3 separate regions of the Mus musculus genome follow, and regions 1 and 2 are each linked to region 3. The links are chromatin loops, found by intact Hi-C in ENCODE. Cell type or tissue: gastrocnemius. All regions are shown on one strand.

Region 1 (8,000 bases), 81 kb after region 3:
AATCAGTCTGGCAGTTCCTCAGAAAATTGGACATAGTCCCACCTGAGGACTCAGCAATACCTTTCCTGGGCATATATCCAGAAGATGTTCCAACTGGTAAGGACACATGCTCCACTATGTTCATAGCAGCCTTATTTATAATAGCCAGAAGCTGGAAAGAACCCAGATGTCCCTCAACAGAGGAATGGATACAGAAAATGTGGTACATTTACACAATGGAGTACTACTCAGCTATTAAAAAGAATGAATTTATGAAATTCCTAGGCAAATGGATGGACCTGGGGGCTTCATCCTGAGTGAGGTAACCCAATCACAAAGGAACTCACGTGATATGTACTCACTGATAAGTGGATATTAGCCCAGAAACTTAGGATACCCAAGATATAAGATACAATTTGCAAAACACATGAAACTCAAGAAGAACGAAGACCAAAGTGTGGACACTGTGCCCCTTCTTAGAATTGGGAACAAAACACCCATGGAAGGAGTTACAGAGACAAAGTTTGGAGCTGAGATGAAAGGATGAGCCATCTAGAGACTTCTATACCTGGGGATCCATCCAATAATCTGCCTCCAAAAGCTGACACCATTGCATACACCAGCAAGTTTTTGCTGAAAGAACCCTGATATAGCTGTCTCTTGTGAGGCTATGCCTGTGCCTGGCAAACACAAAAGGATGCTCATAGTCAGCTATTGGATGGATCACAGGGCCCCCAATGGAGGAGCTAGAGGAAGCATCCAAGGAGCTAAAGGGGTCTGCAACCCTATTGGTGGAACAACAATATAAACTAACCAGTACCCCCAGAGCTCGTGTCTCTAGCTGCATATGTAGCCGAAGATGGCCTAGTTGGCCATCATTGGGAGGAGAGGCCCCTTGGTCTTGCAAACTTTATATGCCTCAGTACGGGGTAATGCCAGGGCCAAGAAGTGGGAGTGGGTGGGTAGGGGAGTTTGCGGGGTGAGGGTCTGGGGGGACTTCTAGGATAGCATTTGAAATGTAAATTAAGAAAATACCTAATTAAAAAAATAAATTATAAAAAAGTGTTTGCCATGAAGCCTGATGACCTGAGTTCAAAATTCATATAAAGGTGGAAAAAGAGAATCAACCCCATAAAGCTGTCTTCTGACATCTACATATGTGCCACAACACACACAAACCCCTCACACAACAATAATAAATAATTTTTTTAAAATGACAAGATGTGGTACTACACCCAAAGAAATAAGCCACTGATCTAAATGTGTAATAGCATTTTAAATATATTTTTTAATATAAGCATATATTGAATTTTTAAATGCACCATATTAAGAGTATTTTGAATTAAGGAGTGCAGCAGGAGAACGAGACCACTGGCATAGAAGACTCAGCCTGATTCTGTGCTTTGTGTTTTCAGAGGACTCTGTGAAGTAGTGCAACAGCCCTATTTTTCACATCTCCTGTTGATATCAAAACAAAACTCTACTTTTCCCAGATTCCTTCTAGAACATTCTCATCACCAATTCATACAAAAAGAGAAAGAGGAGAAAGGATTTTTATTTAACTATTTTTAATTTATAATATATTTACTGCATTTCCCCCTCCTCTTTTCTCCATCAAAATCCTCTCATGTATTTCTCCTTACTCTCTTTCAGATTCATGGCCTCTCTTTTTCATTCATTATTGGTGTGTGTGTGTGTGTGTGTGTGTGTGTGTGTGTTCCTAAATACATAAATACAACCCATCAGTCTGTATACTATTGCTTCTATGTGTATGCTTTCAGGGCTAACCATTTGGTATTGGATTTGTTCCTCCCTGAGGAGACTATTTCCCCCACTCTCAGTGTTGTTCCTTAGCTGCCTGGAGTTCTTTGTGTAGGGTTGAGGCCTCATGGGTTCCTCAAACCACCACCATCCACATCAGCATGCCTTTCCATGTTGTCCTTGCTCAGCTCAGTTTTAGGCAGTCAGTTTGGTGAAACATTGTGGGTGTAGCCTCTGACGTTCTTAAGAGACACAACCTCACAGCAAACTCTCTGGCCTTCTTTCCAGCCCCTCTTCCGCTCAGCCCCTGATCCCTGAGCCTCAGGTGGAGGAGTAGTATTGTTGATGTGTCAGTTGGTACCGAGCTCCACAGCTCTGCCTTTTGATTTGTTGTGGTTTTTCAGTTCAAAAAGCAGTTTCCTTGATGAGAGGAGTACATTCTAAATGTATTAGAAGACAGTTAGGGGTTATGCTAATTTAGGAAAGCAGCGATGGTGGTAAGTTTTAAGAGGAGAAAATGCGAATGAGTGCTTGAATCTTCTGTTCTTTTCTAACTTACAGAACCTCAGGAGCCAATGTTTCAAAGAAGCCAGTAACCCAAATGTCATCTCTTCTGAGGTAAGGACATTGTTACCAATATACTGATAACATCTAGTTCTTCAAGTTGTCAGAGACTAATAACTGAGCATACCAAGAGGGTAAGGTAGTGTTGAGTTCTTTATTTCTCCAAACAATGTGAAATTTATGAATATATGTTCATAGATTATAGATAACATTATATATTATATATGTAATCAGTCAACATGAAGTTAATTAGGATTATATATATGCATATAAACATATATATATAATCAGTCATTATGAAGATATTAATTAGGACGGTTATATTTCTCTGAATCTTTTTCTTTTAATTTATTTATTATTATATGTAAGTACACTGTGTCTTAAGACACACCAGAAGAGGGTGTCAGAAATCATTTTGGATGGTTGTGAGCCACAATGTGGTTGCTGGGATTTGAACTCAGGACCTTCGGGAGAACAGGAAGATTATACTTCTTCATGTAATAAGAAAATCCACCTGAAATGTCTTCAATAATAAAGCTATTTGTTGTCAGCCATGTCAAGAAGCTGAAGACAGACACTTTCAGGGTTGCTCGGCCTTCTGCTCAGTTCCCTCAAGGTTCGGCTGCTTTCTCTGCCCTCCTCTCCTGGCCTCAGCCTGCTCTGACCATCGGGCCAATCCTGCTCATTGTGCAAAATCCCCTTGAAGACACAGCAATCTAAGATTCAAAAAAGGCATTCTTTATTTCCAAATGTCTTTTAAGAACAAAGAGAAACTTTCCCAGGGGAGCTTTGGTGCACACTCACGGCCTTATTGGTTAGAATTGTGTCACGTGTCAGCCAATCCTGGATGAGAGGGTTACCATCACTCTAGCGTATGCCTACCGTTATCCACTCTTTGGATTTCCTGGAAAGCATAAGTGGGAAAATAATACAGAGTTCTGTGTGTTGCCAAGCGAGAGGACACAGTTTTTGATTTGAGTGTAAGAGGCATGGTAATAAAATGCACTTTGACATTTTTAAAACCTTGTAAATTGCTAACCGGGCGGTGGTGGCACACGCCTTTTATCCCAGCACTCGGGAGGCAGAGGCAGGCAGATTTCTGAGTTCGAGGCCAGCCTGGTCTACAAAGTGAGTTCCAGGACAGCCAGGGCTACACAGAGAAACCCTGTCTCGAAAAACCAAAAAAAAAAAAAAAAAAAAAAACTTGTAAATTTTATCAGTAGTTTTCAAATTTCCCAAACCTTTTAATAGTACCTAGTTCATCTAATTTATCAAAAGACAAAACAGTTTTTGTGTGTTTTTCAGATAAAAGGTTGTATATTTACCTATCCACCTGTTTGTTCACTCAGTTAAAAGGTTTTAAGCACCAATATATTATACTCAAGATTTAATATACTATGAAGAATTCAGAAATCACTAGATTTATACTATCAAGTATTATTATTATTATTATTATTATTATTATTATTAGAGAAATGTCTATCTTTAAAAAAACAATGAAATTTTTCATGCTATTACATGAAGGTGATTTTCAAATTAAATTCACACAAGAAAGCCCATATAAATAAATATTTCTACCTTAAATCCACAAGTATTTCACTATTTATTTAAGAAAAAGTGACACATAATTTTTAACTAGTGGAGATAATGTGTACAAGAAATTGTAGGCTTTTTCAAATATTCCCAGCTGACAAAAACCTCAAAAAATACACATGTATATAAAAGCTATAATATGAAAAAATAAAACAGTTGTAATGTGGGATATAAAAAGTACAAGACATCTACACAGAAGTCCCTTTGTCTAATCCTTTCATATAGTAGTGAGTAGAAACTAGAGACAATCTGCCGTTGTCCCACCAGAAGGTTCAAGGGCAAAGACAAGAATTAGCCCCAAACTTAGTATTCTACGGGGCACAATAAGTCATAATTTCCCCCTGAGCTCTAAACCTGGAAGTTTACTTTTGCATTACTAACCTTAATTCACGAAACAAACAACCTACTGAAAGAGGCCAGATTTGAGGGGCAATGAAGGTTAAAACAAACAAACAAACAAACAGGAGAGAGGTGCTTGTAGGAGCTGGGACCTCTCTTCCTGTTTTGTTCTCAGTGGTTTTCATCCTAGGTTGCTTCCTTTTGAGACTGAGAATATGTCTCTCCCTATAAAGCTAGTAACCAAGCGGCAGAAAGATCGAAGTAGGCTCCACAAGATAAGTACTCTCCTGTCACAGCTTCAAGAGGAGGCTGAGCAGATTTAAGTCTTTCTTATGGCCTCTGTAGAGGCCCTGGGAAGGAACTGAGTGAATAACCTACACAGCAGTCCTACACACTATATAAGAAAAGTCTTGGAGGTCCTAAGGCTGTTCACCCAGACTGTAACTTGAACACATTAGTGTATCCTGGCTTTGCAGGATACACCATTCTGAGAGAGGTGTGCCTGCTCCTGGTATTACAGGCTGTTTGCATATTAAATCTTAGGTATTACAGGCTGCTTGCATATTAAATCTTAGGTATTACAGGCTGCTTGCATATTAAATCTTAGGCATCTGACCTTTTGGGGAGCAATTTCCTATTCTTGGCTGCACAAATGAAGCTAAATCTTACCCTATTTCTAAAATGCCCAGATAGAATGAATGAGTGTATGGCTCAGAGTGCCCCCACAGGCTGTTTCCAGAAAGAACTATTTGTACCTTGGGTGTAACCAGCAGCTGTAGACAAACAGGGTGGAGCAGCGATAAGGGATGACAAAGGCCGGGTCAGTGTCTATGATCTGTATAAAGCTGACTTTCACGCCTACCTGTGAAATGCCAAGCTTTAGTTTGCCCTTCCAGTGGGCAGCAGCAGGGGTTGCGGGTGCGGGTGAGGGTGTGCTCTCCTGGTCACCTATAAATAGTAGCTAAATTTAGATTTGAAAAAGTCATGGAAAGTGGTAGGAGGCCAGTCCTGAGACAGCTGCTTCTGGTCTCTGCTCCACCCACTCCACACTGGAGCTGAGTGTGGTCCATTTGGAAGGATTTGCAGGGTAATTCGTCTTTTTCATTACCTTGGACACGGGCCATACCCCCCCACCCCCACTGTGAATAAAAATTTATTTTGTTTCCTTGGAGATTGCATGGATTTGATGGTTGGACGAGAGGGAAAAGAGCAAAGAAAATGTAACAGTAATCATTGGGCTTTTAGCACTAATTTCCCGAGGATGCTGTCATCTTGAAATTCTCGTCCCCTTTGCTTTTAGTTTCCTGTTTCTCCTCCCCAGGATAGCTCTCTCTTGGATAAAGTCTCTCCCTCATTCTCTGCAAATCCTTGCCTTTTTTTTTTTTTTTAAATAAAGTTACTTGGACACTCACACTCCCAAGAGGTCTTTACATGCACCCAGACTGATCCCTTCTAGATGGTGTCTGGCGTTCAAAGACAAGCTCAAAGCTTAAAAGTGGTGCCTTGGTTCTGTCTCAGAGGTCAGCAAACTGCGGCCTACAGGCCAAGTCTAGCCACTGTCTGACACTGCACAGGCCATGAGCTGAAGAATGGATTGTATGTGTACATACGGCTAGGGTGATGGTGCAGCAATCAGAGGAATCACAATATCTGGCAAGAAAATTAAAGGAGAATCAAATACCAATATCCATAAGTAAAAGCTTGCTGAAATACAGCTAATCTCAGTTGTTTGTCTACAGTGACAGACTGCAGTAGCTACAAGAAACTATACAGTCACCAGAGTAACAGTAGATACACAATGTCTAAGTTCTACAGTCAGGACTAAGTAGGTGCCTTAAGGTGAATAGAAGGAGGTGAAGGGTTGTAAAATACACTCTGATTGGTCCACGCAGAGATAAGGACAACAGCGTTGCTCTATCGTTTCTCCTGTACCCAGTCCGCTTTTCAGAGCTGGGAAGACGGTCATCAAAATGTTGTTGGATGAATGAAGAAGAAGACAGGACAGAGAGGCACAAAGCAAATGAAACATGAGTTGCACCCTGTTTGGAATGAAAAAGCATCCCCATGACAACCTCCAGCTAGTCTTGCTTCATATCATCTATATCACTGGTTCCCAGACGTTAGCAAAAACCCTCACTTTGGATGCCAACGTATCGAATGCTCAGTGTGTGCATAAGAAATTGAAAAAAAAAGTCTGTATGAATCTGGCTAACTTTGCTGATGCTAATTCAAACCCACCTTTCTGACCCTCTTCCTCAGTCACCAAATGTACATCAATTTAGTCTAGACACTAAACTCAGATGAGGAAGTTATCAAGGGAAAGGAAATCAAATGTAAACTTCATAAATAAACCTTTTGTTCATCTCTCTCTCTTCTTCCCTCCCCCTCCCTCCCTCCCTTCCTCCCTCTCTCCCTCCCTCCCTCCCTCCCCATCTCTGTGCTTGCAGGTGACACCCACACATATCCTTCAGCGTTGGCAGAGATGTTCACTCAGATAATGACTGGAGTTCATGCTACCTGTTCTCATCTTCATGTGTCATCGTCACCATGCAAAACCACAACTATAGGAAAACAGAGCTGTTTGCTGCTCTTCTGTCTCAACTGACATTTCCACCCAGTTCACAGCTTGCCCTTTGGAGACAAAGGAGATTATCTGTCATTGAGATGCCTTTACATAATGAAGTATGAGTGAAATCCAGGCTATCCTTTACAACTTTTTATCCCCTTGAGTTTGTAGCCTTTCCAATCCTTTCGCAGAGTTTAAGTGGGCAAATGGCATAGGGCATGGCCTTTGGGAAGCACACATTCTGATCCTTGATTTTGCCCCAAGAGTGAGGTCAGCTCAGAAAGTCTGACATATTCTTGGACACACAGACTTTCAATGCAAGTAGTTTCAAGCATTGGGTCCAATGTCAACCCTGAAATGAGCAAAAGGCACTTAAGCTAGTGTTTCACATACTGCTCTGGACAGTAGTCTACAGTTTTAAGAACCATAAACCTATGATTCAAAAAAAAAACAAAAACAAAAACAAAAACCACACACACACCCTACTTTCAGAATGTCAGATGGGAAAACATAAGGAGGTCCAATCTCTCAGATGTATTTCTCAAAACCCAAGATCCTGAGTACCACTGCCAGCACATCAATGGAGGCTCAGTTGAGGAGAACACAGAGCACACCATCAGCAGGTTTCTAAGGTGGTTCCCAGACCATCTGTAGCTGCCTTTTACTGTGGGGGTCAGATTTCTGTTGCAATGAACCCAGGAGTTTCTTTGATTTGTCTCAACTATCTATCATCTCTGTTCCAGATATAACGAGAGATGACAAAAGATACTGCTTAAATAGGAATGTGGGTCTAGGGAGGTGGCTCAGTCAGTAAGGGACCTGTCGCATAAAGATCTAAGTTTGGATCCATTCCAAGCAGTCACGTAAAGAGTCAGGCTTTAAGGGGCTCACCTGACGTACTAGAGCTGGGAAGGTGGAGGCAGGAGCTTACTGCAGCTCACTGGCATGAGTCCTACATTCAGTGAGAAAGTCTGTCTCAAAAAGTACAGTGCAGAATGATAGAGAAAATATCCAACATCAGCATGTACATGCATACACATGTGCTTATGCACACACACACATGCACACACACACATACACAAAGATATATACACACATGGCTCTTCCCACTGAAAAGGAAACTACCCTGGGCTGGGGATGCAGCTCAGTTGTTTGCCTAGATGGAGCCCTGGACTGAATCTCCTACAAAGTGCACTAA
Region 2 (8,000 bases), 360 kb after region 3:
TTGAATTCTTTTACTTATTAATACATGGGCCCACTGTGCCCATTTGTTGCTTAATAGCTCATTTCTTTTTAGTGCTGAATAATATTTAATTGCCAGGATGCACTGTAATTTATCTATTCACTTACTAGAGGAAATCTTTGTTGCTTCCAAGTTTGGGTAATTCTGAATATATCATCTATAAGCATCCATGTGCAGGTTTTTGTAGACAGAAGATTGCAGCTGATTTGAGTGAGCTCCTAAAAGCATGACTACCAGACCATGTGGCAGTGGTCCATAGACTTCTGTGAGAATCAGCCAAATTGTCTTCCAAAGTGGCTGAACTTTTTTTGCATTTTTTTCACTAGCAGTGAGCAACAGTTCTACATCGTCACCAGCATTGGTTGCTGGTGTGTTGGATTTGGGGCATAGAAAATGTATAGGATCTTGTTCATTTAACTTGCATTTTCTGGGTGATAAGGACTATTGACCATCTTTTCATGTTTTCCTGAAGAGAGAGCTCAGTGGTTAAGAGTTGCTGCAGTTCCAGAGAACCCAGGTTCTATTCCCAGTACTCACATAGTGACTTACAATCATTTGTAATTCCAGTTCCAAGGAACCCAGTATCCTCTGAACACTGCAGGCACCACACACATGCGGTGCATGTACATATATGCAGGCCAAATATATGTACACATAAAATAAAATAATGGCAAATATATTTCTAAATATTTTACTTTTAGAAGTTCAAATTTATTTTTCAAATATATAAAGCATTGATTCCAATGCTTTCTCCCCGATAGACTTTAAATCTACTTTTCAGAGATATAGATAAAATGTGTAAGAGAATAGATTGGTAAATTTTCTTTCTTTGTAGCAGTTATTCATTCCAATATAAGTATGTGTCAATGGTGAATGCTTTCTAATGATTTTTTTATGAAGTCAGTTCCTAGATTATTTAAAGTATTTCAAGTTCCTCTATAGAGCTTTACTATGTTCACCAAAATTATGTATTATGTTTGACTGACTTAATAATGATCTTGTTTCTCAGTTCTAGAAGACTCCAGTCTAGAAACAGTTTTAGTAATACTAGTTTCTTATAACCTTTTTTCAAAAGATAAATCTTACAGTAAAGTGTAATCTATTTATTTGTTTAAAGGAAAGAACTGGGTCTTTTAGTCAGAGGAATATATCTATAGTAGCACAAGAACTAAGTATTAATCCCTTTCATTATTAAAATAAACTTCTTTGTTCTTTGACTATTAGGTTTACAGATAGTGTTTCCAGGCCTTGGTCAGTCAGTTAATTCAGTGGCTCCATTCATTGAAAGGGATCCAATTTCTGGCACATAAGCTCCCCTGGTCCCTGTTTCTTTAGTCCATGGGACAGTAACTTAAGCTTGCAAGGAGAGACAGCATAGTAGGAAATGGAAAAAGAAGAAAGCTATCAGAATTTTGGTGAGTAGGGGGGAAAAAATCAGTAAATGCATTTAATTTAACTTTTTTCCCTACTCTGGAAGTGTTAGCTTTTTATGAAGACTAACACATGGACTGTGGCATTTCAAGCACAATCCAGAGAGGATAAAATATGGCTGATATAATTCGGTTTTCCTTTGTTTTTGTTTTTTAAAGGAACAGTATTAAAAGATTGTAGAAGGTGGCAATTATATAGATATTTTAATGTTTTGTACTCAGAAACAGAAAATAATTCTTTATAAACAGAAGTTTATTTACATGATTTTTTTAAACTGGAAATTACAGCTATACTGTTTATTATGGCCTATTTCTGGAACGTACCAGTAAGTACTAGTGTTGAATACTGTATGCTATTAGAAAGTGAACAATGCTTTTAGATCTTTATAAGTTTTATTATCGTTTATAATCAGGTTTTCTGAAGTAGAATTACTTACAATTGTGTTGTTTGCAAAGTTATATTTAGCATTTAAAAAAACAACTTACTGATGGGTTAATAATTTGAATTTATTGACATGATTGTGTTGCATGATTTTCCAAATCAATAAAACTTAAAATATAAGGCAGCCTCTTGTTTGTATTAGCATATTGGTAAGAATTAATATTTGTACATATGCTTTTTGTTAAGGGCTTTATATTATTACAACTAAGTAGATTGGTTTTGCTGTATATATTTTTCCGAAGATCTTAAATTTCCAATGTAACAAAACTGTACAGAAGTCTTGCATAGACTCTGGAGGGAGTCTGCGTTGAGCGCTGTGTGAGCATAGCAAATAGGCAGCAGGAGAGGCTCACCCGCAGCCTTTCCCAAGCCCAGAGCTTGGAAGTTGGCTGCTTGATGTTGACAGAATCAAAGTTAATTTACCACATCGCAGGTTTCTTTCTTTTTCTCTGGAATATGGAAGCTAATCTTATTGCTGAACCTCTGCTCTCTTCTTATAGCAGGCCTATTTCATTCTGTGAACGGGCCATTTTAAAATTGTGCTTTATATACATGTGCAACATTATGTTCTTAATGAAATTCAGTTCAGTAGCCCCGAGGAGGAAGTCTTCGCTGTCCTTACCCTCTGAGCAGCAGTTTATCTGAAGTGCTTTGCATTTGCAGGAAGAACAGGCAGCAAAACTGAAAGCTGAGAAGATCCGAGTTGCTCTGGAGAAAATTAAAGAGGCTCAAGTGAAAAAGGTGACTTGTGGCTCTTGGCTGGGTTTGAAATATTTATCTTTTTTTTTTTTTTGTCCTGTTTTGCTTTATGAAGAATTTCCTTGTTTAGATATAATGTTTCTCTAATTTATAGAAAGGTAAAACTGTATTCTTCCTAATGTCTTTCCAGTGTGGGTTTTGTATGTGACATGCTTTAAGAAAGCCTTTGCTTCTAGGCAGGTCCTGGAATGCTTAACTCAAGACCCACTGCTTACAGCATTTCTGATCTGTATTACCACCTGATACTATAAAGATTTCTTGCTACTTTCAAAACAAACAAAAATCAGTAAGACTGAATCATCTTAGCATAATAATCATATTTTAAAGGGCTTAAAACTTACTTAGGTAGGTTTCTTAATATTCAGATTTTACCTGTAGTAGTAGTGTCAGAGTAGTCATAATAGTTCTTAATTTATGTTCAAAACGTGAATCAGAATGCTATTTAATATTTGAAAAATACTTTTCTAGAATACCATTTTTTAAGCTACCATGTAATTGCATTTTCCCTGTTACAGCTGGTAATCAGGGTCCACATGTCTGATGACAGTTCTAAGACAATGATGGTGGATGAGAGACAGACAGTGAGACAAGTGCTGGATAACCTGATGGACAAATCTCACTGTGGCTACAGTTTAGACTGGTCGCTGGTGGAAACCATTTCCGAGTTACAAATGGGTTAGTAATGCCACTTCCGTAATTGTTTATCAGCATCTGTGTAACCCTGAACCTTCATAGTCACAGAAAACATTTTGAGACATCTGTGCTTTTTTTCTATAAAATTATCAGTCACCTTATCTTTTTAAAATCTGGCTTTTTTATGTTTTTCCTAGTCTATCTGGAGAGTTCTTTGAATAGAAGATGAATTCCAATTCACTTCATATTGTTTAAATGGTTAAGGCAAATTTTTTAATAACAGATGCTTTATCTTTGGAATAAGAGTTGCATAAATAAATTTACTAAAAACTGTTATTAAAGATGTTTACATTTTCATTTGTTTTATGTATCTGCATGTATGTGTATGTGTCATGTACCAGAAGAGAGTGTCAGATCCTCAGGCACTGGAGACAAGTGGTTGTGAGTCGCCAGATGACAGTGCTGAGAACTGAACCTGGGTCCTCTATAAGAACAGCAGGAGTTCTTGGTGCTGTCCCTCCGGCCCAATACTGTTACTTCCTAGTGTTTGCACAGAAGGCTTTAAGGACAAACAAAGCACATCAACAAATTTCAAAGAATATTTTTAACGTATGTTCTGTACTACTTCATGTGTGTGTGTTTATGTGTATTTTAGTCTGACACAAACTACCACCACCACCACCATGAACCCATGTTTAAAGAAAAAAGCCAGTCACAGAAACATGCATCTATTATTCCAGCACTGGGGAGACAGACAGAGGATGGTGGAGCTTGCTATTGCTAGCCAGCCAGTGCGCTGAACTGGTGGTCTTCCTGTTCAGTGAGAGGCTGTTTTAAAATGAAATGTGGAAAGCAGATGAAGACAATATCAGTCGTCAACCTCTGATCTCTACACTCACAAAGATTCTGTAACTCTAATGTGTGTTATCTTGCCTTTCATGTCATTTGGATGAATACTAACAAAAGGCTGGTATTTGATTTTGGGACAGAAAGAATCTTTGAAGACCATGAAAACTTGGTTGAAAATCTTCTTAATTGGACAAGAGACAGCCAAAATAAGCTTATATTTATGGAGCGTATAGAAAAATATGCACTTTTTAAAAACCCCCAGGTAAGATTGCGTAACTTATGAGTGCTGAGTCAGTAGAGTTAAAAGCCTGACAGCCACGTGATTGGCCGTTATAGCTGCAAACCCTTGTGTGTTTGGGGACCAGGTGTTGGGCCTCAGAAAGGTTCCCAGCCCCACATGGGAGTAAACTTTGGTAAAAATAAAAATAATTCAGGGGGTTGCTAGGTTTCTTCTGTGTAAGTCCAGAGCTCGTTGAACCCAGCAGTTCATTAACATCTGAGGTTCTCATCTCACCAAAGCAGCCCAGGGGTTTTATATAGCTAATTCTTTATTTTAATTTCTTTGCTGGTTTGCATAATACCTTTGCTTACTTGCCATCTTTATTATGCCAACATATTGTTTGGGTTAGTACTTCACCATCCCTGTGCCTTTTTAAAATAAGCATATAAAGTAATGTGTTTCATTATAGTGTTTCCAGACATACTCTATTCTTATTTGTTGTCTTCTCCTCCACCTTTCCCATCCCCCTGCCTCTCCTGTTTGTCCACTTCCTCTCCACTAGGTCAGAAACAGCAAAAACTCTGCAACAAAAAGCAGCAATGAGAAAAACTGCAGTAGCGTTGGACAGTCAGTCTGTATTCTTCAGACTTAATGGCAATTCTTTAATGAAGAGCATATACTTAGGAGACTAAAAGAATAATTATACTAATGATTACTGTTCAGATTTTAATTAAACTAAGCAAATGAGAATGTTCAGAATATCATCACCTGGAACACCCTGCTCAGTCCAGCATAGAACTGTGCTGGCTTAGCATATCTCAGGAAATTGTTCCTTATTACTTCTACGTAATTTATAATGCTTTGAGGTATTTTTATGTAACTAGTTAAATATTTCAAAATACTTATTGTTGCATATATTGTCACCTCAGGATGTGAAGGAGGGCATTCTATGGAATATTTCATAGCAAGTGTTTTGGGCAAGATGGAAGTGGATACAAAACATTTTAATGATGATACTCTTCAGAGGGAGCTTTTTGGAGGAGTACTCTCCTCACTACAGACTGGCAAAAACTAAACTCATAATGGTTACTGGTCTGGAGCAAATGATGTGTGCATTTACTCTAAGGGAATAGCAGAATGAGTTTATCCTTTAATTTTCATTTCATTGTCTTTTTAGAATTATCTTCTAGGGAAAAAGGAAACAGCTGAAATGGCAGACAGAAACAAAGAAGTGCTGTTAGAGGTATGACTCTCCACTCCTGAAGTCAGCTCTCAATGTTTTGTGTGTACCTATGAGCTCCTAACAAACCTCTTACCAACTAATCTTTTTGCTAAACAATAGTCAGTCCAGTGCATTTAAAAGAGCAATGCCTTTTAGGGATTGCAAGATAGGAGGAAGAGAATTGGGACTATTCTGGCCATATCAGCTTTTATAGTGGGCAGGAGACAGGTCTGTCAGTAGTATGTGCCGGGCAAGCATGAGGACCTGAGTTTATAGCCCCTGCCACCTACATAAAAGCCAGTCACTTCTCTGGAGCTCACTAACCAGCCAGCCTAGCCACTGAGCTCCAGTGAGAGATCATGTCTCAAAAATAAGGTGGAAGGCAACTGAGGAAGACACCTGACATCAGCCGTTAGCTTTCACACATGTGCATGTGCACAGTACACATACCACAAACACAGAGAAAAGAAGAAATGGCAGTAGTACATACAGCTTAGCTGAGTTCATTGGAAAATACTTTCTATTATAGTCATGACATTTTGTGTGTTCTAGTGTATGTTGTGTTTAAACATGAACATGCAGGATTGCACATCCATATCTGCAGACACAGCTAGAGGAGAATGCCTGGGTCCTCTTCTCTCATCTACCTGATGCCCTGTGTGCAGCAAGCCACACCAGCTTCATATGTGGGTGGAGGGATTCAACCTGTGAGGTCCTCCTGCTAGCACAGCCCGTGACCCACACTGGTATTATTAACACTCCAGGATTGCCACAGTAATTCTAAAGTAAACTTACACTGTGTTTATAATAGACAATTCTTTCAGAAAGCTAGTGTGGTTTTAATACAAAACCATTTTGCTTTGCTTAGTGTTGGGTATCTCACAGGAATAGATAATTCATTTTCTGAAAATATAAGAATCATAAATATTTCCAAATGATTTTTTTTAATAAGGAATGTTTTTGTGGAAGTTCTGTAACTGTCCCAGAAATTGAAGGAGTCCTTTGGTTAAAAGATGATGGCAAGAAGTCCTGGAAAAAGCGTTATTTTCTCTTGCGAGCATCTGGTATCTACTATGTCCCCAAAGGAAAAGCAAAGGTTTGTCCCGTCTCTCTCCTTCCTCACTTCCCACATTGTGCTAGCTGCTTTTACTTTGTAACAAAAATACTATTTTACCTGTATTAAGACACACGGAAGATGGTTTCATTTATTAGTCTGTTGCAAAGAAGAGGAAGCTAAAAACTGTTCATTTCTCTGATCGTTAGTCAGGTTCATCTCAATTCTCTACCATTTTCCCTATGTAGATTGTTGTTGTTGTTGTTGTTGTTGCTAAAAGAGGATCTTACTCATGTAGTGAGGCCTCAAACTCACTCAATCTTGGGATGACCTTGAACTTTTGGTCCTCTTGATTCCCCCTCTCCCAAGTTCCAAGTGCTGGGGTTACAGGTCTGCATGACCAACCACATCCAGCTAAACGTAGTTTTGTTATTTGAGGCAAGGAGAGGTCTTGCCAGAGTCTGTATTTTAGTTAGGGCAAATGGCTTTCTAGGATCATGTCTACTTCAATCGTGTGCAGTGTGCTTTTTCTGAAGAACAAGCTGTCATTTGTGCTTGTTTTGGGTTCAGAGCTATTCTAAAAATTTACAGTATCATCCTAGTCCTATAAACTATTGTTGCCTCTGACTGCTGAGGTAACTCCCAGAGGAGAATCATTGTACTTGAGGTTTGCTTTATACCCGGTCAGCTTCTTGTTCTTTCCTAAGAGTGCTGCTATTCTCCTGTTACCTGTTACCTAGTTATTATACGTGATATGTATACTATGTACAGGATCTTTATAAAGTACCCACATTTTTAAACAAATCAGTAATAGATAACAAGCAAAATGGACTGCTCTTTTGGTTACATTGTAGACTGTAGAAAAATCTAATCTTACTTTGTACCTAATAAAGATTTGATTCTCAATTAAAATAAAAACTCTTACTTGCTGGTAAGATACTTGCTTATTTGCCCTATTATGGTAATCTTTGGGGTGTTTTTTCTTAGGTATCTCGGGATCTAGTGTGCTTTCTCCAGCTGGATCATGTAAATGTATACTATGGACAGGACTATCGGAACAAATACAAAGCACCCACAGACTGCTGCCTGGCATTAAAGGTAAATTCTAATTGATATTAATGGAGGTTACTTGACGTTTGGATCTTCACCAGGTTATTCTGTGTCTTTGGAAAAGGATAGGATGACTAGGGGTAACCCTAGCATTTTAGCTTCATCTGTAGTACCAGGGAGAACAAGGGAAAGAGTAAAGTTTGGTCTGATAGCTTACACCAAAAATCCTAGCACTCAGGAAGGAGAGAGGATCAGGAATGTGAAGCCAGACCCTCCCTGTCTTGAAAAAAACTTTACAGCGAGACATGTATTTTTTTGTTGTT
Region 3 (8,000 bases):
TCCAAAATTTCCGAAGCAGTAGCATGCCTCATTTTCCAGGATCCAGTTCATTTTTTTAAATCCCTTTGTCAATGGGAGACAAAGCTAAATACACTCTCCTAAAAGCTATTAAATCATAGTTACCCTGAGGGAGGAAGAGGTATATTTAGTCCATTCAGACTTCCTTTTCCAGTCCCACAGGGTTGGTGACTTAACACACACATGTTCACATACCTGGAAGACCAAGATGGTCTATCCAGTGGGGTTTCATCTTGGATTATAGCCACCTTCTCACTGTGTCCTTGGTGGCCTTTCAAAGCTCTGTGTGTTGATACAGAAAAACACTTGCCATGCCTTTTCTCAAACAGCAACCCTACTAGTTTGGCCACCACACTAATGGCCTTCTTTACCTCTGTCTTCCCAAATCCCTCATCTCTAAATGCAAACATATAGGAGCATAAGCACACACTTCATATTCATAACAAACGGGATGCCTCCATTTGTTTCCTTACATAGCTGCCCACAGTCACTAAATCATAAAGTTACAGAATGATAGAGATGGAAAGAACATTATCCTCGATCATTCTGAGTAGACAGGGTTCCAGATAGAAGGGACGTGGCTGTACACATATGTGGCTGTGCGGTGGGGAGCCTGAGAATGGACTGTCTCCTACCAGACAAACTCTTCTTTACAGCTTTAGTCAACATCTCAGAGTTGACTCATAGAAAAGATACGTCATAAAGCAAGATTAAGTGTTTTATAGCATGACCTTCTTCTGCCAGGAAAAGGTTTTCCTCATGAGATATAAGAAATCCTATGTGTTCACTCAAAACTGGTTACTAAGTGTCAGCCCAAGATTTTTCTCTTGTCAAAAAAAGGACAAGATGCAAAGGTTTTTAGCTAGGTCTATGCAGCGGTAAATTGTTAAATGGCTCTAAGCTTCCAGCAGGTCTACACACACACACACACACACACACACACACACACACACCAGCTTATTTTTAATATGCCTTAGCCAGCTCAATGGTTGGGGCACTCCTGAACCTCCACGTGGCTAACACACTGCCCTCTGATATTCCTGAATTAATACTTACTAAATCTATATTTTATCTTTGCTGCCCTGTTTCCTTCTGGGCAGCCTTTCTTGGGCCCGCTTTCCCCTTACATTTCTGCTGTCTCACCCTTCTGCTCCTTCCCAGCGTGGTCCATCCTATGTCCTTCTCATGGTGGATTCTTTCTCGCCCACTCCTGTCTCCCTGCCCAGCCATTGGTCACTGGCAACTTTATTTCCCAATCAGATCCATCTGGGGGTGTGGGCAAGCTTCCTTTAGCCTACATGTGGGACACTAAAAACAGGTTTAGGGGGAACATAATTAACATGAGAGCACAAGCTGCTACAGAGCTAGAGGTATGCCTTCAGCAGCTTCTCCCCCATGGGAACTAAACCCAGAACCTTATTAGCTAGGCAAATCCTCTATCACTCAATCAAATGGCCCAACCTAAGACAGAACAGTTCTTTTGCTTTTAATAGTAAAAAAGGAAGTGTGTGTGTGTGTGTGTGTGTGTGAGAGAGAGAGAGAGAAAGAGAGAGAGAGAGAGACAGAGAGAGAGAGAGAGAGAGGGAGAGAGAGAGAGACCAAGTGTGTGAGTGCAGATACCCACAGAGGCTTTAAACAGGCTTCAGTTTCCCCACAGCTGATGCTAAGGTGGTTGTGAATTGCCCGATGCCTGTGCTGAGCAAAAGAACCACTCTTCCTGGCTAAGCCATCCCTCTAGCCCTGCCCCCTCAGCAGCTCTTACTGAGGAGAGTATCCTCCCGCACAAGGACATATCCTTTCGCCTTCTTACTCCTGAACCTCAGCCTCCGGGAAACTCATATTACCATGGTACAGCTGTGAAGATCTATCCTCCTCCTCTTTCCTTGGTCACTCTAGAGTGCACGTGACCACTCGGCAAACAAATGTCCAAGCCAGCATGTGGCATATAAACTCCAGCTCCTATTTCTGCCCCAGCTTTGCAAAGCCAGGTGCTTCCTGCTGATGGCCAGAAGCACTGCTCTCACGAACCTCTAAAAACGCTGACCGGGCACTCACAAGGGATGTGTGAGGCACTATTCATCAGCAAGACTCTGTGAACATTTTTCCAGGACCATGTTGACGCTAACTGCAAAGCCACATGACCCTCGACAGCTCAGCCGCTGTGCCGAGCAATCCTGGAACAGCACGGACCCTGAGTCCCAGGCCTTTCTTCACGTACCATTTGTAGATTCTGCTCCAGCCCTAACACCCAACTTTCCTGAATTTATCTTTCCAACTTGCCCTAAGCTGCAGCCCAACCGATTTCTTGGAATATCTTTCCCGTCCCTCATTCTCAGTTTTAAAAACAATTCTCAAAGACTATGACCTAATTAATTTTTCCAGTCCTCCCCTCCAATCTGGGAAATAGATTTTCTCTGTGAATGGACAGCGTCCCCTCCTCCACTTCCTGGGTTTATGGGCTTATGCTCCAACAGAGGCCTCTCTGCAGGCACTGTTCTGGTCACCACTTACAGGGCTGGAGGAAAGACAGCTCATGAAGAATGCTATCTTTCTCCTACCCAGGGATAATAGGAGGAAAGACAGCTCATGAAGAATGCTAGCTTTCACCTGCTCAGGGATAATAGCAGGGCCCAGCAGCTCACCCCTATTACTGTGCTGGTTACCCATTATATTCTACATCCCCAAACAGTCCCTAGCTCAGGTTGATAATTAGATGCTGTCAGTAACCTTTAGCCCCCACTCTCCAAAGACAGACGGTGTCCGCTGCACTGATGCTTTACCTCTGTGGCCCTTCCAGGTGCCTCTTACTGGATATTGGGAACACAGATATGATCCCAAACATGTGGCCTTTTTTGAAGATTTGGTTATAGGCCTTAACCTTTAATAGATGAGCTATACCTTCAGCCCTGTGTGGCCTTTCTGAATGAACCTCTCTTTCACTCATTTTTATGTACAAAATAATAGGCTGCCTTACGATATTTTCATGGGTAAGCCGTTGTATTTTGCTCAGTCTCCCCTTCCACCGCCTTCCCTTACCTCCAGCCCTGACACTTTCCTTTCTGCACTCACAAATAAGTTCTCCCTGCTTTTGTGTGTCATATATACATGCATATATATGAATGTATATTATATATTAGCCATATGAGAGAAACCATAAGGCATTTGTCTTCTGAGTGGCTCACTTCCCCTTGCATGATGTACAATCGATACATCTTCCTGAAAATGAAACAAACATTCTTCACTATGATTGAATAAAACTTCATTGTATATAAATGATGCATATCATATATATCATATATCACATATCATATATATCACCATGTTTATCATTAATGAACATCTTAGCTGGCTTCTTGATCATTGAGAATAGGGTATAGATAAACATGGACGTGCAAGGATCCCGGTGGTATGCTGACTTAGACTCAATTGTGTAGCCTGGAGTGGTGTAGCTAAAGCATATGGTAATTGTATCCTTAGGTGTGGCTTTCTGGGAACCTCCACACTGATTTTCACAGGCACTGCACCGTTCTCCAGTCTCATCAGGCATAAAGAAGGACTCCCTTCTGCCACCCTTTCTTCGTGTCGGCATTTGTTGTTTCCTTGGTGACAGGAGAGAGATGGACCTCAGTGTCACTTTATTTTGCATTTCCCTGGTGGCTAAGAATACAGAGCATTTTCTCAATTATTCTCTGCCCATTTATATTTCTATGAATCCCTCTTGAACTGCAGACATGGAGCATACAGGGTGGATGGTCTTCTCCATCCCTTACGACTCTCATTTCACTTAAAACCCATTTCATCTCCCCTCAAAGGCTCCCTGAATTTCCCTCTGTTTGGTGCCTTTCCTTCCTCTGCAGATGCTAAAAATATCATCGGAACAATAGAAAGCAGCGGTCCCTCCAGCCTCTACCCCACTTTCCAGTGAGCCGTGGGAAACTGCAAGCTTCCCTGGGCTTTTCAATGATGCCTGGGTCATGTAATGTCAGGGGAAGAATTTCTTGGCTATTACAAACACATTAACAACTGGGATCCAAGATCTGCGTCTCCTCGTGCAATGACATCACTGTGCAATGCACACCCCCTCCCATTTCATTCCAAAGATATGACTATTGATACTCACAAAAATGGTTGCATCTACAAAGCAGTAAGAAACAGCTTTAGTTGGCCCAACTGGGAGAGATAAAGAGAGAGAGAGAGAGAGAGAGAGAGAGAGAGAGAGAGAGAGAGCGCTAATTGATAAAAATTGACAATAGGTTCTCACAATCTATTCTTACATTTGCAATGAAGCACACTGACCAATAGATGGCAGTCATTGACTGCTCCACAAATGTCTAGTTCCCACCCACATTGAATCAGCCACATCTAAATTTGCTGTGTCAGGGTGGGATTTTCAGGACCATCCATCTTTGCTACAACCACCAGACTGGTACTGCAGTTTCTGTTTCTCAACAGCCATATAGTCGCAGAAGAGACCTTGTAGTTTACCATATTAAGAAGCCCCTTCTGTCGTTGATGAGAGTGTGCCCAAGTCCTCAGACAAAGCTGCAGTTCATCCCACTCCATCTCCAGTGACAGTACCTGCTTTAAGTGTTCCTCAAAAGACCCTGCCTCCCCTTCTTTGTGTATGTCCTTGTCCTTGAGCTTCTCCATGTTGTCCACTGTCTCCCTCAGCTTTGGCTCAGATTTAGCCATAAGCACCAAACCATGATCTATCTATACAGTTAAGTTTGCCCTGGTGGTAATAGTTTTTCAAGCCTGACCTTTACCTCAGCACAAGATGCTTGATAGAACCAGATAGAAGTGTGCAATCTGTAGGTGAGGGAGAAGGCAACACGGGTTCAGTGTGTTCCAGCCTTGTGATGCTAGGCCAAAGGTAAAATCCAGGGATTTTTCAACCCATCTGACCATGTCTATCCATGACTCCTTCTTTATTTTGAGTCTGCTGTTTTGGTTTAGGTTTGGTGCCTGTTTTCTGCTAGAGTTCAAACCCAGGGACTCACAAATGCTAGGTAAGCACTCTGCCACTGAACCACACACGTGCCCTTTGGCTCTAGTCTTCAGAGTTACAGCTATGACACATTATTAACTGGTGCAGTGTCAAGAGCTTGCATCATGCTACTGTCAACACTACCAACTCTGCTCCACATACAGAATGTCTACAGAGCCCGGACGTCATTGCAGGGGCACCATGACAAGCTTGGTGTGGCCCTAACACACTTGTGAAGTAAATTGTTGGTATTAACCCCCAATTTATATGTGAGGAAATGAAGGCACAGAGAAGCTAAATGATTTTGACAAAAGTCACATCGAGTCCTAGGATTTGTGTTCCAGTCACCTGTCCTGAGGTATTACACCCTTAGCAACTATGCTTTCACCTATCGAACCAGCAGTGTGACATAGAAAGAACTAACTTTACCTTCTCTGCCTGTCCAAATGGTGACAGGCTGGCTTGAAGGTGAGCCTGGGCTTTAGCTCCTGCCTGAAATCTCCTGTGGATCTTCACAAGTCCGGACTGGCCAAAAGAATCCAGTGCACACGTGATCAGGTTACCCACAAGCACACAAGGAAGGTTCCAAGAGAATTAGCCCAGATTTCACTACTGAGAGAAGGCTGGGATACGATGCTGGCTTAGCCTCCCATCTATGTTTCACAGGTTGACAATGGGAGCAGTTTCATCATAATAACCCCAGCATCTTCAAAGGGAATCTGCTAGACAGTATGGGAGCAGCTTCACTAACTGAGAGGACCATGGATGGCTCCAAACACAGCAGCGTACTCCAGAGCCTCAGTGTTATATCAAAGCATGCCTGTAAACACTAGATAAAACATAAAATGTAGAGTGCACTTGGCAGCTACTCAGGAGTTAAAAATAAAATTACCACCCGGCCCAGTAACTCCAGTCCATAGTATGCACTCATTCCTCAAGTAGATTAAAACAGAAAGTTTACTTATATGTTAATATTTCTAGCATCCTATGCACAATAGTCCCAAACAGGAAACAATCAAAGTGTCTAGCAACCGAGGACATTTTTTTGATGCTTTTTTTTTTTTTTTTTGGTCCGTGTATCAGAATGCAAATTCCTGCGATAAAAGGAATGAAGTTTTGATGTGTACTTCAACAAGAGTAGAATTAGCAAACTCTAGATGTGGTAAAATAAAGTAGACATGGGAAATGTAGCGGGTGTCCTGGTCCTGGTAGAAGGTGATAAATTCATAGAGGCAGGAATAGAAGTGAAGAGTATCTGAGAGAAAGGAAACTGGACACTGTTGTATAATAGGCACAGAGGTACCATTTGCAACAGAGGTTCTTCAAGCAGTAGTGGTGACCGTTACTCACACTGTTAACGTATTTAATGTCAATGAACGCTGCACATAAAATGGCTAAAAGAATAACATTTATGTCATATTGTACCACAATAAAAAAATAGTTTTAAAAAAACCCAAAGTATCTAGGACTTTTTCTTTAAAGATTTTCAGTTACCTAAGATATATCCATTTTCTTCTTTTTCTTTACCAACATAGCCTTGATTTATTGGAGTAACATTGTGTCCAGGAGGAAAATGTTTTCTCCCATAGCCCCTGAAGGCAGCGGTAGCTACATGACTTTAAGTTGTCTAAAGTGATATAAGCTCCCCTGGTTTCCAGGAGAGGAGAAGAGATTCTGGAAGAGTTCCTTGAAAATTGAGGATGAGAGACACATTTATCTGGTGTACAGAAAACCAGATGGTAGGAAGAGAAGAAGCTGAGGGACTGGAGAAGTCGGCGAGCTGCTGTGGCTTTTGTGGAACGCTTCTTGGAGTCTTTGAGAGAAAAGGCTCCTGTCTGATTTTATCCCAAATGCCTACTGGGATACACAGATCCTATCAGCTCACCGCATCAGCCCCCGTGTTTATTGTATCTACTGGTTTTGTCATGGAAGGGGTGCAGTACCAGAGTAGGGTTGACATGTCAGGAAACAGAGGACTTAGCCATCAGACTAATTGAAATTTATTCGGAGCTAAAGAGCTGAGTAAACCTCCCAGCCTGCGCTTCTGCCACAGATGCAATTCTAAAACATGGAGACACCATTTCCTGTCCCCTGGGGCAACCATGTTGATAGATGAGCTTCATCAGCTAGCTCAAGTGTGAAGAGTCTGTTATTCCCAGGAGGGAGAGACATGGAAGTGTTCTCTCCAGCTCCCTGATACATCCAGGGGAAGACAGTGGACTTCTTAACCCAGGTCAGAGTTAAATGAACACGGGGAGGAGATAAACAGACAGATGCCTTTGTGTTGTGGGGGTGATCGATCCTCCACCCCACAGCTCAGCTGACTTCCTCTTCCTCCTTGACCTTCACCTCTACTCTACCCTGCCAACGACTTCCTGGCGTGTCCACACCCAGGATCACGTCAGCTCCAGAGCAAGCTTCTTCAGCAAAATCTCACTATCTTACTACTCCACCCTCCTTCCAGGGAAGCTGTATTGCATGAGCATCCTTTCGAACATGTTGATAGGTATTATCGGCTATGGTTTATAACAAAAGAACAAGGGCATACACTGACAAGCTACCCAGGTGCTGGGAGCAGAACCCACAAGGCAGCACACAACTATCTATAACTTCTGTTCCAAGGGATTCAACGCCCTCTTCCGGCCTCTTGAGGTAACTGGCACACACGTGGTACCCAAGCATATGCCAGCACTTATGCATAGAAAATAAAAATAAATCTTAAAAAAAAAGAAAACCTCAGAAAATAATATTTGAAGGAACATGTTTCTGGGATGTGGTGGTATTTATCTATAATTCAACAATGGGAAAATAAAGACAGGAGGATCAGGGAACCAAGCTCATGCTTGGCTACAAAAAGACTCTGAGGCCAGCCTGGGCAACATGACAGTTTGTCTCAGAGGAAAAAAAAATTACTAAAGAATGTGTTAAATTGTGGTGTGTCTATAAAGTTGAACTTTGTGAAACAAGTTAAGGCTGAGACAAAGTTATATACAAC

Evidence for each region. Hi-C counts contacts between places; a loop is a spot of excess contacts. Peaks named below come from ENCODE experiments on the same cell type or tissue, not always from the same donor. Only the 100,000 strongest peaks of a DNase experiment are listed, where the experiment ranks them.
Region 1: a loop joins it to region 3, with 3 times the contacts of the local background. A loop is called at or near these places in 2 of 42 quality-filtered maps.
Region 2: a loop joins it to region 3, with 2.8 times the contacts of the local background. A loop is called at or near these places in 4 of 42 quality-filtered maps.

Annotation. Positions count from the first base shown.
Region 1 is chr1:60,775,908-60,783,907 of GRCm38, reverse strand. It overlaps 2310016D23Rik (a long non-coding RNA gene), which reads right to left and starts at 5,447. Exons shown (of 3, transcript XR_865459.1): 1 at 4,992-5,447. In gastrocnemius, a CTCF peak has its summit at 4,977; no DNase peak of the experiment used is centred here; H3K4me3 peaks cover 1,350 bases; H3K27ac peaks cover 2,553 bases.
Region 2 is chr1:60,498,149-60,506,148 of GRCm38, reverse strand. It overlaps Raph1 (Ras association (RalGDS/AF-6) and pleckstrin homology domains 1), which reads left to right. Exons shown (of 14, transcript NM_001045513.3): 5 at 2,554-2,631; 6 at 3,165-3,324; 7 at 4,272-4,393; 8 at 5,529-5,594; 9 at 6,526-6,669; 10 at 7,615-7,725. Among named protein-coding and RNA genes, the nearest start is that of Raph1, 65 kb to the left of the region's middle. In gastrocnemius, no CTCF peak of the experiment used is centred here; no DNase peak of the experiment used is centred here; H3K27ac peaks cover 426 bases.
Region 3 is chr1:60,857,154-60,865,153 of GRCm38, reverse strand. Gm38137 (a long non-coding RNA gene) reads right to left here and starts at 1,329. Exons shown (of 3, transcript XR_865466.1): 1 at 1,162-1,329. In gastrocnemius, a CTCF peak has its summit at 4,327 (motif pointing right); DNase peaks (open chromatin) are centred at 1,995, 3,605, 4,047 and 4,382; H3K4me3 peaks cover 1,390 bases; H3K27ac peaks cover 6,857 bases.